Linked DNA regions of Homo sapiens: region 2 is linked to region 1. A link is a contact called in ENCODE Hi-C or POLR2A ChIA-PET data. All regions are on one chromosome and are shown on one strand. The core of a region is the stretch at or near the end of the contact, and the rest is flanking DNA. Distances in the headings are between cores, read along the strand shown. Region 1 holds the start of OTX1 (orthodenticle homeobox 1). Region 2 has its middle 96 kb from the start of SERTAD2.

Region 1 (5,286 bases), core at 1,187-3,686:
AACTTCCCCGAGAATGGTGGCAGCATCTGGAACCGAGAGCGCCGGCCTCCCGCGAGGCGTACCCCGGGGACCGCGCTGGCACATTCCAGAGCGCACTGCCGTCCCACCTCGCTGCGCCGGACCCAGGTCAGGTGCTGAGGCTGCAGGCGAAACAGGGCCTGGTGGAGGGAGGAATGAGTTAAGGTGGAGGAATGGGGCAAGGTCACGCGCCCCGGCACTGGAGGGCCAACCCCGGCACACAGCGGACTGGCCGGGACTAGGGCAGCGCCGGGCTATGGACGCGGACGCCGGCGAAGCGCACCCCGGGACGTCCGCATATTCTTTCCCCCAAAACTAGTGCGCTCCAGCCGGCGCCTTTCCTCGGAACCTAAGGAAGGGGTATATTTCGTTGCTTTCTTTAAACCTCAGCACGATCACAGTGGCTCCGAGCCGCGGGCGGCTGACCGCGGGCCTCGCGGGCTACTCCTGGTAGGGGCCTGCGCGAGCCTAAGGTGTGTCCCCGCCTGGGTTAGCGCTGCGCTCTGCACTGTTTCTTTTCCTCTTAAAGCTTCTTTCTCACTCACTCTCTCCCTCCTTCTCTCTCTCATTTTTTCCCCATTTCTCTCGTTCTTTTATTCAGCTTTCTCTCTTTCTCTCCCTTTTGTGAATGGGCCGCGGTGTCTTTGTTCTGTAGAGAAGCGCCCGTGTCGCTGACTTTTGTGAACCAGAGAAGGATCTTGTAAAACCTCCTTTTCTCCTTCGTACGCCCCCACTCCCACCCCTCCTCCCCTGCCTCTTTGATTAGATGTTCCCTCATCGTCAAAAAAAAAATGTAATTTCGTTGGTCTGGCGGCCACTTTCTTTGAACATTAGCTCGCTTTCAGCTCCAACTTCAATTAGAAGGAGTTGATTTTGAGAGATCAACAAAAGAACCGACCAAAGCCTTATTAAAGGTCCTAAGAAGATCTCCCGGGTCCTTTGAGAAGCAGTTAAGGAAACAGTGTGCCCTCCATCATATTCTGTTACCGTATTTTATTCGGACTCCAAAGGAAAGTGTCGCTTGGGGGAGGGGGAAGCACTTTGATGAGCGGCGGCCGCGGCCCCTTTTCACTCAGCGGGCTCCCCCTTCGTTCTCCTCCTCCTCACCCAGCGCCCGGTCCGCTCTCGGCGCCCGACCCCGCAGCCCGGGCAGCGCGAGTGCTCCCCACTGCGATGCGCCTGGAGGCTCCTTGACTTGCCCTCACACTTAATCCTGTGCAAACTTTTTACCCCGCCTGTCGGGGTGGGGGAGTGGGGGAGATTAGAAACAAGGGGTAGAAATTCCTCGAAAGGGAATAAAGTGCCTAATTTTCAGGAGGAGGTGCCATTTAAAAGATTCGCCTAGCTTAGAGTTGGAACGAAAACTCTTTTTTGCACTTTTAAAAGTCCACCCAGGTAGACGTGTTTGGGAAGTTTTTTCGGGTGGGAAATGGGCTTCGCCCGTACGAACAATCCGGGGAAATCGCCTCAAGGAGGATCCTTACGCAGCATGTGGAAAAAAGTTGAGGGCAGGGGTCTGTGGCCACATTTTCCATCAAAAAGTCCCTGTTAGAGGCAGTCTAAGAAAGAGAGAGAAAGAGCGAAAAAGAAACTTTCCTATCAAAATGTTTCAATTAAGAAGTAGGGTGTACGTGTGAGGGGAAGAGGACGCTGGGCTCCAACGTTTCAGTAGAAGCGCTTAAGACTTGCAAACACCCTTGGTGGGGACCTGGAACCCCGGGAGATGCCGACGAGCAAGCAGGTAAGTGGCGGCGCCCTCCCAGTGGGTGCTCTTCCCAGGCGCGAGAGTCCGGAGGGGCCGAGGAGAGATCTGCACGCCCGGAGCTGCTCCCGCGCTCTGCAAAGTAGCCTGCGCCGGCACGAGCAGCCCGCGGCGTCGGTCTCAGGTGGCGGCGCCGGGGAAGAAAACGCTGGGGCCCGCGGCGCCGGGAGAGGGGCCGAGGCCCGGGCTCCTCCAGCCCGCCGCCCCCGGGTCCTGGCGCCCACACCCGAGCGGCTGAGCCCTGTAGCGCGCGGGAGAGCGAAGGAACCGGTTCTCCAGCACCTCGCCTCCTCCCTGCCACTCCCTCCGGAGCGCCGAGAGCGCGAGAAGGGCGGGGGCGCCCAGGGCAGGCCTGGAGACCCACGGCCCCCTCCGCGGCCAGGACTCGGGCTCTCCGCTCGCCTTCCTCGCCTAGCTCTGCGCCGCTTTTGCCAGCCGAGTCCCGGAGTTAGCGCGCGACCGGGGCGGGGCGGGAGGGCGGGGAGGGCGGGGTGTGGGGGGCGGGGGAGGGCGGGGGCGCGCGGAGGTAACCCCCGGCTCGCGCAGCCATTGCCCGGCTCCCTGTCACTCAGCCCGCGCGGGGCCCCCGATTGGCGGCCTAGCCCCGTTACGCACTCGCCTCGCGTTCACATACCCGGGGAGGGCAGTAGAAAGGTGATCAATCTTCATCAGGCTACATTTCCAATCACCTAAACAACCGAGCAAGACAAGCCACTCCGACAAGGTAAATCGCTTGATTTATTTAGTTTGCAAAGTGACTCTGCAGGACTTCCCAGTCCCCACTGCCTCCACGTTGCACCGGGAGTGCCGCGGCAACGCCGAGCCACCTCCCAACTCTGCCCCTCGAATTCCCCCCCTTGCGGCCCCTCGGCGCGATCCCAGGCGAGGCAATGTCCTGAGAACGTGTGGGGCTTAGCAAACAAAGTGTCTGTGCAATAAAGTGAAACCCAGAAGGACACGCACAAAGCCATTGAAAAAAAAGATAGAGGTGGGAAGAAGGAAGTTGGGAAAAGAAAGAAACCTGGGGGTCCTAGACCAGCCGCCAGGGTAATTCCAGTGCTGCTCTGTTTTGCAGGTTGGCTGCCCGGCGGGTCTCTGTGAGAGATCCAGGTAGATGGTGAACGGCCCCGGCAGCTGAGGGCAGGTAAGGAGAAAGCCGCGGGGCCACCCCGGACTCCGGGAGCGCGTTGGTTACCCTTATCTCCCCCTCCTCAAATGGATCCCGGCTTCCCCGGTCCCCAGCAGGTGGTCGGGGCTGTGGGAGCGGCCTGGCTCCCCTCTTGGTGAGCCGAGGACCCCGGGGCGCTGTCGCGGCCCGCAGCCCCCTCCCCCGCCTCCTCCGAAGTAACCAAGCTGAAGTGCTAAGTTTGGAGAAAGTCTTTGAAAACTCACGCTGCAGCTTCGCAAAGCCGTCGCAGCTTTGAGTCCCATTTTCCTTCGGCCCTAGAGCCCTGGCTGCTTCCCTTCCGGTCCCCTTCCTACAAGCTGGACTCCCTCAGCCCAGGTCTTGGGTCCCAGAAGACGGGGGCGGGAACGGGGCTGGGGGGAGCTTCTTTAGCTCTAACTTCTCTCCTTGAACGTCCTAGCCCGAGTCCCTGGCTTGCTTCACAGCGATCCCGCTAAGCGGGGTGTAGCGATGGCCCCCCAGGGCCCCAGGCCCAGTTTCCAGCGCCCCTCCCTGACCCCTGAGAGTGGCACCCCGGGTTCCCGGCAGCGGCGGGGGCGAGGCTTCGACCTCCCAGCTCGGGTCTGCGTGGGCTACGCCGCTGAGGCCTAGTTCTCTGTTCTCGACCGTGTCCTGGGGCCGCGGGTTCAGCTACAAGGATGGCAGCACGCGACTTGCTGCCCTCCGGCTTCACAAATCCCCGAGACCCTTTGAGGTGCTAGGCCAGTCACCCTTCACCCCCTGCTGGGACCCTGCGGTCCGCAGCCCAGACTGGGCAGAGAGAAGGCCGGGTGCGCGCTGGCAACGAAGGACGCTGGCCGCAGCTGAGGCGCTCCCGACCTCAGGCCGCATCTTGGGGTCGCCCCCCTCTACAGTGGCCCCTTCGGCGTCCTCTGGCCCTCTGCGAAGCCTGGGCCCGTTACTGCGGTTGAGGTGCGGTGGGATTTCGCGTCAGCGATCTTTCAGTGGCTGGGCACAGAGAGGTCAGCTGGAGTGGTGATTGCGGGATCTGGGGCAGGGGCGCAGCCCTGGAGACCTTTAAAGGAACCAAGTGTCTAAGTGGACAAGAAGTGCAATTAGCCCTCCACATTGGCCCTTTGTAGTCTCTACCTTTTCAAAAACACGTGAAACAAAATGAAACAACGCCTCATGCTCTGGGCGGCCTGCCGTCCGGGCACCAAGTGAACCTTTGCTTGTGCAACATGAAGCTGGCTTCTGCCGGATTCAGAATTTTGCCTGGACTTGGGAGCTTGTACACTCCGCGGTTCTGGCTCTGACCTCCCCAGCCTGGCCCTGCTTTTAACTTCTCCTTACTCCTATGGACTCCCTACCAGTGTCTTTGGCTCATTCCAACCCTAGAGCCAGACGACCCAGAAAACTTTACTTTTCAAAGTAACTGTGGTTTCTGGGCTAAGGCCTTGTGGATCCCAGTTGACCACCCTGCGCAGTTCTGTAACCTGCCTTCCCTGTCTATCCCGGGGCAAGACTTGGCAGCCAAGTGGCTCCGATTGACGGTTTCCGTGTGTCTCGTGTCTTCATAGGCCAGGCCCCCAGACGCATCAGACCCTGAAGGACTGCGTGGTGGGAGCCCTGCACCGCTCCTGGCCCCGGGCCCCCTGGATCCGTCGGGGCGCCTCCACCCAGCTGTTAGCATGATGTCTTACCTCAAACAACCCCCATACGGCATGAACGGGCTGGGCCTGGCCGGGCCCGCCATGGACCTCCTGCACCCATCCGTGGGCTATCCGGGTGAGCACCAGCCCTCCCGACCCTGCCTCAGCCTCTCAAATGTTGGGGACCCCCAGACTGTTGGATTTGAGTGCAAGCTTTGTTGCTGAGCAGGCCCAGGGAGCCGGCTGCAACACAGGGCCCACTGTCTGTTTACAATACAGGGCCCACTGCCGGCGCATGGGGCAGAGTCGTGGGCGTGTGAGGTGGCCAGGGCTGAGAAAACGCGCAATATGCGCCTTCCCGGCCGGATCACCGGCAACCTTTCTCCGGTTGTGGTCCCACCGCCAGCGCAGAGCTCATTTACTTGCGGATTCGCTACCCAGGGGCGGCTAGTATTTTTCCTTTTTCCCCAACATGGAATGTGTAATCTGGACACTCGTTAGGCCCTGACAGAAAGAGCCAAACTTTCCTTATGCGAAGCGGCAGGCTGCACTGAAGGAGTATTCTTCCTCCCTAATTAAATTGTCCTCTAAATCGATGTCCTGCACCCATTTTTGCGCTGCTGTAGAGGACGACTTGAGCCAAAGCCGGGGTTTCTTTTTTAGCTCCCGCTCCTTTACCTCATTTATTTTCTCCGAAAGTGTTTTTCAGGTCGTGTTTCTGCCTACCT
Region 2 (5,286 bases), core at 1,419-3,918, 1.7 Mb after region 1:
ATTCTATTATGCAAGTTTAAATGAAAGGGGATCAACTCAATTCATTCAATAGCTAAATTTCTTTTTTTTTTTTTTGAAACAGGGTCTTACCAAGCACAGTGGCTCATGCCTGTAATCCCAGCACTTTGGGAGGCCAAGAGGGGTGGATCACTTGAGGTCAGGAGTTCAAGACCAGCCTGGCCAACATGGTGAAACTGTGTCTCTACTAAAAATACAAAAATTAGCCGGGCGTGGTGCCGCACACCTGTAATCCCAGCTACTCAGGAGGCTGAGGCAGAAGAATTGCTTGAATCTGGAAGGCAGAGGTTGCAATGAGCCAAGTCTGCACCACTGCACTCCAGCCTGGGCGACAGAAAGAGACTCTGTCTCCAAAAAAAAAAAAAAAAGAAAAAAAGAAAAAGAAAAAGAAAAAAAAACAGGGTCTCTGTTGCCCAAGCTGGAGTGCATGCAGTGGCGTAATCACAGCTCACTGCAGCCTCCACCTCCAGGGCTCAGTAGCTGGGACTACAATCATGTGCCACCACATTCAGCTGATTTTTGTATTTTTTGTAGAGACGGGGTTTTGCTGTGTTGCCCAGGCTGGTCTCAAAGTCCTGGGCTCAAAGTCCACCTCAGCCTCCCTAAGTGCTGGGATTACAGGCATGAGCCACTGTGCCTGGTCCAGTAGCTCTATTTCTTAAAGAGTCATACAAACTCTAGATTAAAAGTATAAATCTCATAAAACATTAGGCATATTGATAAAAATTTTGATTATTTTATTGATAACAATAAATTTATCTTTACAAAAAATTGTCTAAAAAACATATTCATATTTCAAGATATGCAAAGCACATAAGAGTTAAACTTGCAAAGATGCACCAAAGACTACTCAAGATCTTTGCATATATTAACTCATTCTGTGCGATCACAATAACCCTATGAAGTAGGTGCTATTATTTCCATTTTACAGATGAGGAAACTGAGGCTAACTTGGCCAAGGTCACAAAGATAATGAGGAAAAGCTGGGGTTTAAACTTACGGAATCTGGTTCTGGAAGCCCCACTTTTTTTTTTTTTTTTTTTTAATTATTTTGTAGAGACCGGATCTCACCATCTTGACCAGGTTGGTCTCAAATTCCTGAGCTCAAGCCATCCTCCCACCTCAGCCTCCCAAAGTGCTAGGATTACAGGCATGAACCAGCGTGAGGTCCTACTCTTAACCACTACACTAGACACCTCTCTAAGACTGCTGGTGATGATGGGGTAGCTAACCTGGAGTGCTCTGTGACATGTACTCTCATGCAACCTTACAACAACCCCTTGAGAAGTCATTCTTTCCATCTACAGGACAAAACCCACAAAAGCCAGGTTAGAAACGTCCCCCAAGGTCACACAGCCAGTGAGGGATGGTGGTAAGATTCAAACTCTGGCAGCATGGCTCCCTTGTGCTATGAGGTCTTTCAATAATTCAGTCTTACACTCATAAAAAAGGTCACATGATAAAATTTACTAAACAATTCAAAAAGGTTTTGTGTAAGTCTTCCTGAAACACTCTGGAAGGTTTTGGGGCTTATGACAAGCATTTCTTTAAGACAGCATTTACATTTAAGTCACTTTTCATCTTTACTACTTTGGGCTGATCATAAACACATTTCTGCTCTTTAAAAAGAAATATTTCTGTAGCAACTTGGCAGATTTCGGTACAGGAACAGTCTATTCTTTAAAATTAAATTTAGTAACAACTTATTCTGGTTACTCTGAAAGAGAAGGAGAGAATGAACTATTAAGAGGCCTTTCCTGTACTTTAATGTTTCAAAACATGTTTGGTTTGGCCTCATTTGAATCTTGTGGACAACTAGCCCAGAACTTGACTCAAAAAGAGTAATACCATTTTAAAACAGCTGAATTCTAAAAAGCAACCTCAGAAGCCAACTCTGAGCAACTATTTCTCATAATTTTTACTTTTATTTCAAACAAAATATGAAAGATGCATATGGCAACATCCTCATAAAGCATATATAGACAGGTATTTGTACTTCTGAGCTATGGACAACCAAGAAACCAAATCAAAATTTTACAAAATTCTGTAGTATGACATTGCTGAACAAGCAATGAAGTACACAAAAGATGGATATCAAAAGAGAAATAATCCATATTTCTCTCATATCCTTAACATGCTCCATTGTGTCCAGTGACTGAGAAATTTAAAACTCTGTGTTGTAATGCCTCCCTGTAACAGAGGTGAGCTAAAGATGAAGTGTCAAGCTGGATTTCCATCTTACCTTGCTTTCCCCCAACAGGTTCAAAGACTTCATAACCTTTGATACGGACTTGATATTTTTTCAATAGGGAACCCATAAAACTATTTTCAAATAAAAACACTAAGCAATGCCACTAGACAATCTGTCTTTCTCTGCTTTATCGCTGCCCTATCGCCACGCATTAAAATTAAAAATACCTTTCTGCCTTGCCTTTATTGAATAAAAGTTTAACTTTGAATTAGAAGAAAACGTACCCATCGTCCCTTTTACACTTTTTGCAGGTGATAGAATCTATCAGATCACATTGGTGGCTATCACTGCTCTCTAAGCATCCTAAAGACAGAAAGCATGCCATTACCAAATGTTTTATAAGCGTTATAATGCCCCGATGGTGGAAGTCTGGCAATACCTAGATATACAGCAAGGCTGGTGAATAAGGAGCTGAGGGGCGGAGGAAGCGGGAGCGAGGGAGGGAGGAAAGGAGGGAGTCGCCACCTTAAATCCACGCCGGACCGGGAACCTGCAGCCCACAACCTGATCCCTGCCCTCCCCAACAGTGGACCGGCCACCACATTTTTTCAGATCCTCCTCACCCAACCCAGCACAGCACTCACCCTTCTGCGAAGAAGTCGGCACCCAGTCCAGCTCCGAGACGGGTCGGGGTGGCAGCGAGGGAGGGGGCGTCTGGGCTGTGGGCGGGGGGTGTCTGTGCGTCACTCGAGTACAGGACGGTGAGTTCGAGGGGTGGGAGCGCAGAGGAGCGGGGAAATCAAGTCACGGCCGAAAAGGGAGAAGGAGAAACGGAGGGGTGGGGTGATGGAGCGCCCCCTCCCTAAAATAAACCCACCGGCCCCTACGATCTCTGCCCCAGAGAGGGAAAATAAAATCAGGGGAAATAATAGACCAACCAATAAATCTCTAAAACGACGAGGAGCGAGGAACAGACTTTAATTTAAAGGGGGGAAAATTGAGCGAGGGCTGGAGGGGAGACAGAGGGAAGCGGCTCTGGGTCTATCCCATGCCTTTGCAGTCCCCAGGCAGAGGAGGAGGCTGGCTGAGGGGAAGTTGCAGCGGCTCCCGAGGAGGAGGAGGAGAAGGAGGAGGAGGATGTTACACCGTAACAAGTACAGACAGACAGCCATGGATCAGAGGGGCGCTGCAAGCAGGAGCAGGGGCGGCCGCGGCGGGGCGAGCGGCGGCGGGCGGCAGCACCGCCTGCTCGGCTCGCTCAAGACATTTAATTGGATTGATGGGTTGTGCAGTGACTCACAGACTTTACAGAGTCGTACAGCAATCCCCGCCCAGCTGGACAGGGGTGATGCGGCGGGGACGGGCGGGGTAAGGGGGCCGAGAAAGAGGTGAGCTAGGAGGCGGCGACGAGAGGGTGAGGAGCTGAGGGGGCGGAGCGGAGCGGAGCTACCCAATGGTGAGGCCCATCGTTCCGACGGGCGTGGGCCTCGACCTATGGCGGCGCGGCTCGTTAAGCGGCTGGCTGCACCCCTGGCCCAATGAGTCTTCTAAGGACACTGCCGCGAGCGGGGCGGGGGCAGTGGAGTGGGGGGTGGGGAGAGGTGGGTGGACGTTCAAGTGTGGGGTGGAGGGAAGGAGGAGGCGCCGGAGACCCGCGGAGTCACTCGGCCCTCCTCGCTCCAGAAGTGCGCCTTCTGCCAATCCGAGCGCCTCGCGGGAGTGATGGACGCGAGCGTGTGGCCAATGGGGAGGAGAGGGCTTCCGCAGCCGGCCAGAGGGGAAGGAGCGGGCGGGCCCGGCCTCCTCCTCTCCACCAGCTCCTCTCCGGGCCAGCCCTCCCCTCCCGCGCGGCTCGGGTCAGTCACGCAAATAACAGTGTGAGGGCCGGGGCTGCGCGGGGGGGCGGCGGCCCGCTGCTGGCTGCGTGACAGCGATGGGGACTGGCTGTGCTGCCTACTCTGATCCGGCAGGAGGAGGCGGCGGCGGAGGCTGGCTCCTAACTCTGCGTGCAGGCGGCGGCTGCTGCTCAGACTCTGCCTGGCGCTGCCGGGGAGCCCCTACGGCCAAACCCCACTCCCGGGGGACAGCCAGATTTGGAGTGAATCAGATCACGCAGTGCCCACTCTTGGAGACCGCTCCGGGGGAAGTCCGGCGGGGCTGTGTGCTGGGATCTGAGGAGGCTGGAAGCCGTAGGCGGGAGGCTTGGCCGTGACATTTGCCCCTTGCTTGCTTGCCTGTTTTCTGGGAAAGTCAGGGTAGGGTGTGGGCAGGTCGAAACAGCTCCTGAATACGTCCTGTTGCTTTACTGAGTTTCTGGAAAAGGCACTTCTTAACCTGGTATGAGCGAAGCTGTAAATGCATGTCGATACCTCAGCTTCCTCCAACCCTCCCTCCCGCACGGATCTTCCTCCCACTGGCTCACCTTGAACCCTGACGTCGGTGCTCCGCAGCACCCACTACTAGATCTTCTCCTCCCTGCTGATTCCCAGGAGTTATGGCTTTTCACAGTTTCTTGGCTACTGTCCAGCAATCATTTTACAGACCTTAACCCTTTACACACCCTTGTACTTGAAAGTACTGTAACTGTAACCACCAATAAACCTGAATGGAGATGTTCACTAAAGCAAATACACTGGCAAGAACCCACCTTCTTCCCCACAGGTGCATTTCTGCACGTAATTTGAGACTTAAAGACAATTGCTTCTGTGAAGAAACTAAGGAAAGGCAAATTAGACACTGTATCTCTACTCAAATTCACTTAGAATACCCGACATCCCCTTTCCACAAAGGAGTCATCTGGAGAGACCTAGGAATAATTTAGCTTTGGAGTCTTGAAGTGAGCGAAATCTTTACATACGTGTGTGTGTATGTATATATATGTATATATTTCAAATATATATATGAAATTGAAACCTACAGTGCTCTGGAATTCAGAAGAGAGATACTAAGTGAACACAAAGGTTTACTTTGGTCATATTGGGACCTTCCTTGATTATTGTCATTTTAGGATACAGATCCTTCCCCTGGGCCTGTTAAGACATACAGCCTGACACTTCTTTTCTCTTCCCTTTCTGATT

The links. A loop is a pair of places that touch in the nucleus more often than their neighbours do. ChIA-PET counts read pairs that join two places held with the same protein, here RNA polymerase II (POLR2A). Pooled maps may share reads with other maps.
Region 2: a map of PC-9 shows a loop between it and region 1 (37-fold over the local background). The contact joins the enhancer-like site here to the promoter of OTX1 in region 1. A Hi-C loop is called at or near these places in 1 of 168 maps with a recorded cell type or tissue (PC-9) and 4 of 50 pooled maps. POLR2A ChIA-PET finds 5 or more read pairs at or near these places in 1 of 52 experiments (IMR-90).

Annotation. Positions count from the first base shown.
Region 1 is chr2:63,048,394-63,053,679 of GRCh38, forward strand. It overlaps OTX1 (orthodenticle homeobox 1), which reads left to right and starts at 2,437. Exons shown (of 5, transcript NM_014562.4): 1 at 2,437-2,504; 2 at 2,856-2,924; 3 at 4,487-4,694. The coding sequence starts at 4,598. EHBP1-AS1 (EHBP1 antisense RNA 1) reads right to left here and starts at 128. Exons shown (of 4, transcript NR_033389.1): 1 at 1-128. RefSeq lists enhancers at 1-188, 167-1,575, 189-938, 939-1,686, 5,245-5,286 and a silencer at 1,803-2,462.
Region 2 is chr2:64,747,428-64,752,713 of GRCh38, forward strand. No RefSeq gene overlaps it. Among named protein-coding and RNA genes, the nearest start is that of SERTAD2, 96 kb to the left of the region's middle. RefSeq lists silencers at 2,895-2,964, 3,296-4,295. Within about 2 kb of position 2,669, at least 36 of the 41 ENCODE cell types and tissues checked have a DNase peak (open chromatin) inside an H3K27ac peak, as active enhancers do; they include PC-9, where a contact is called at or near this core.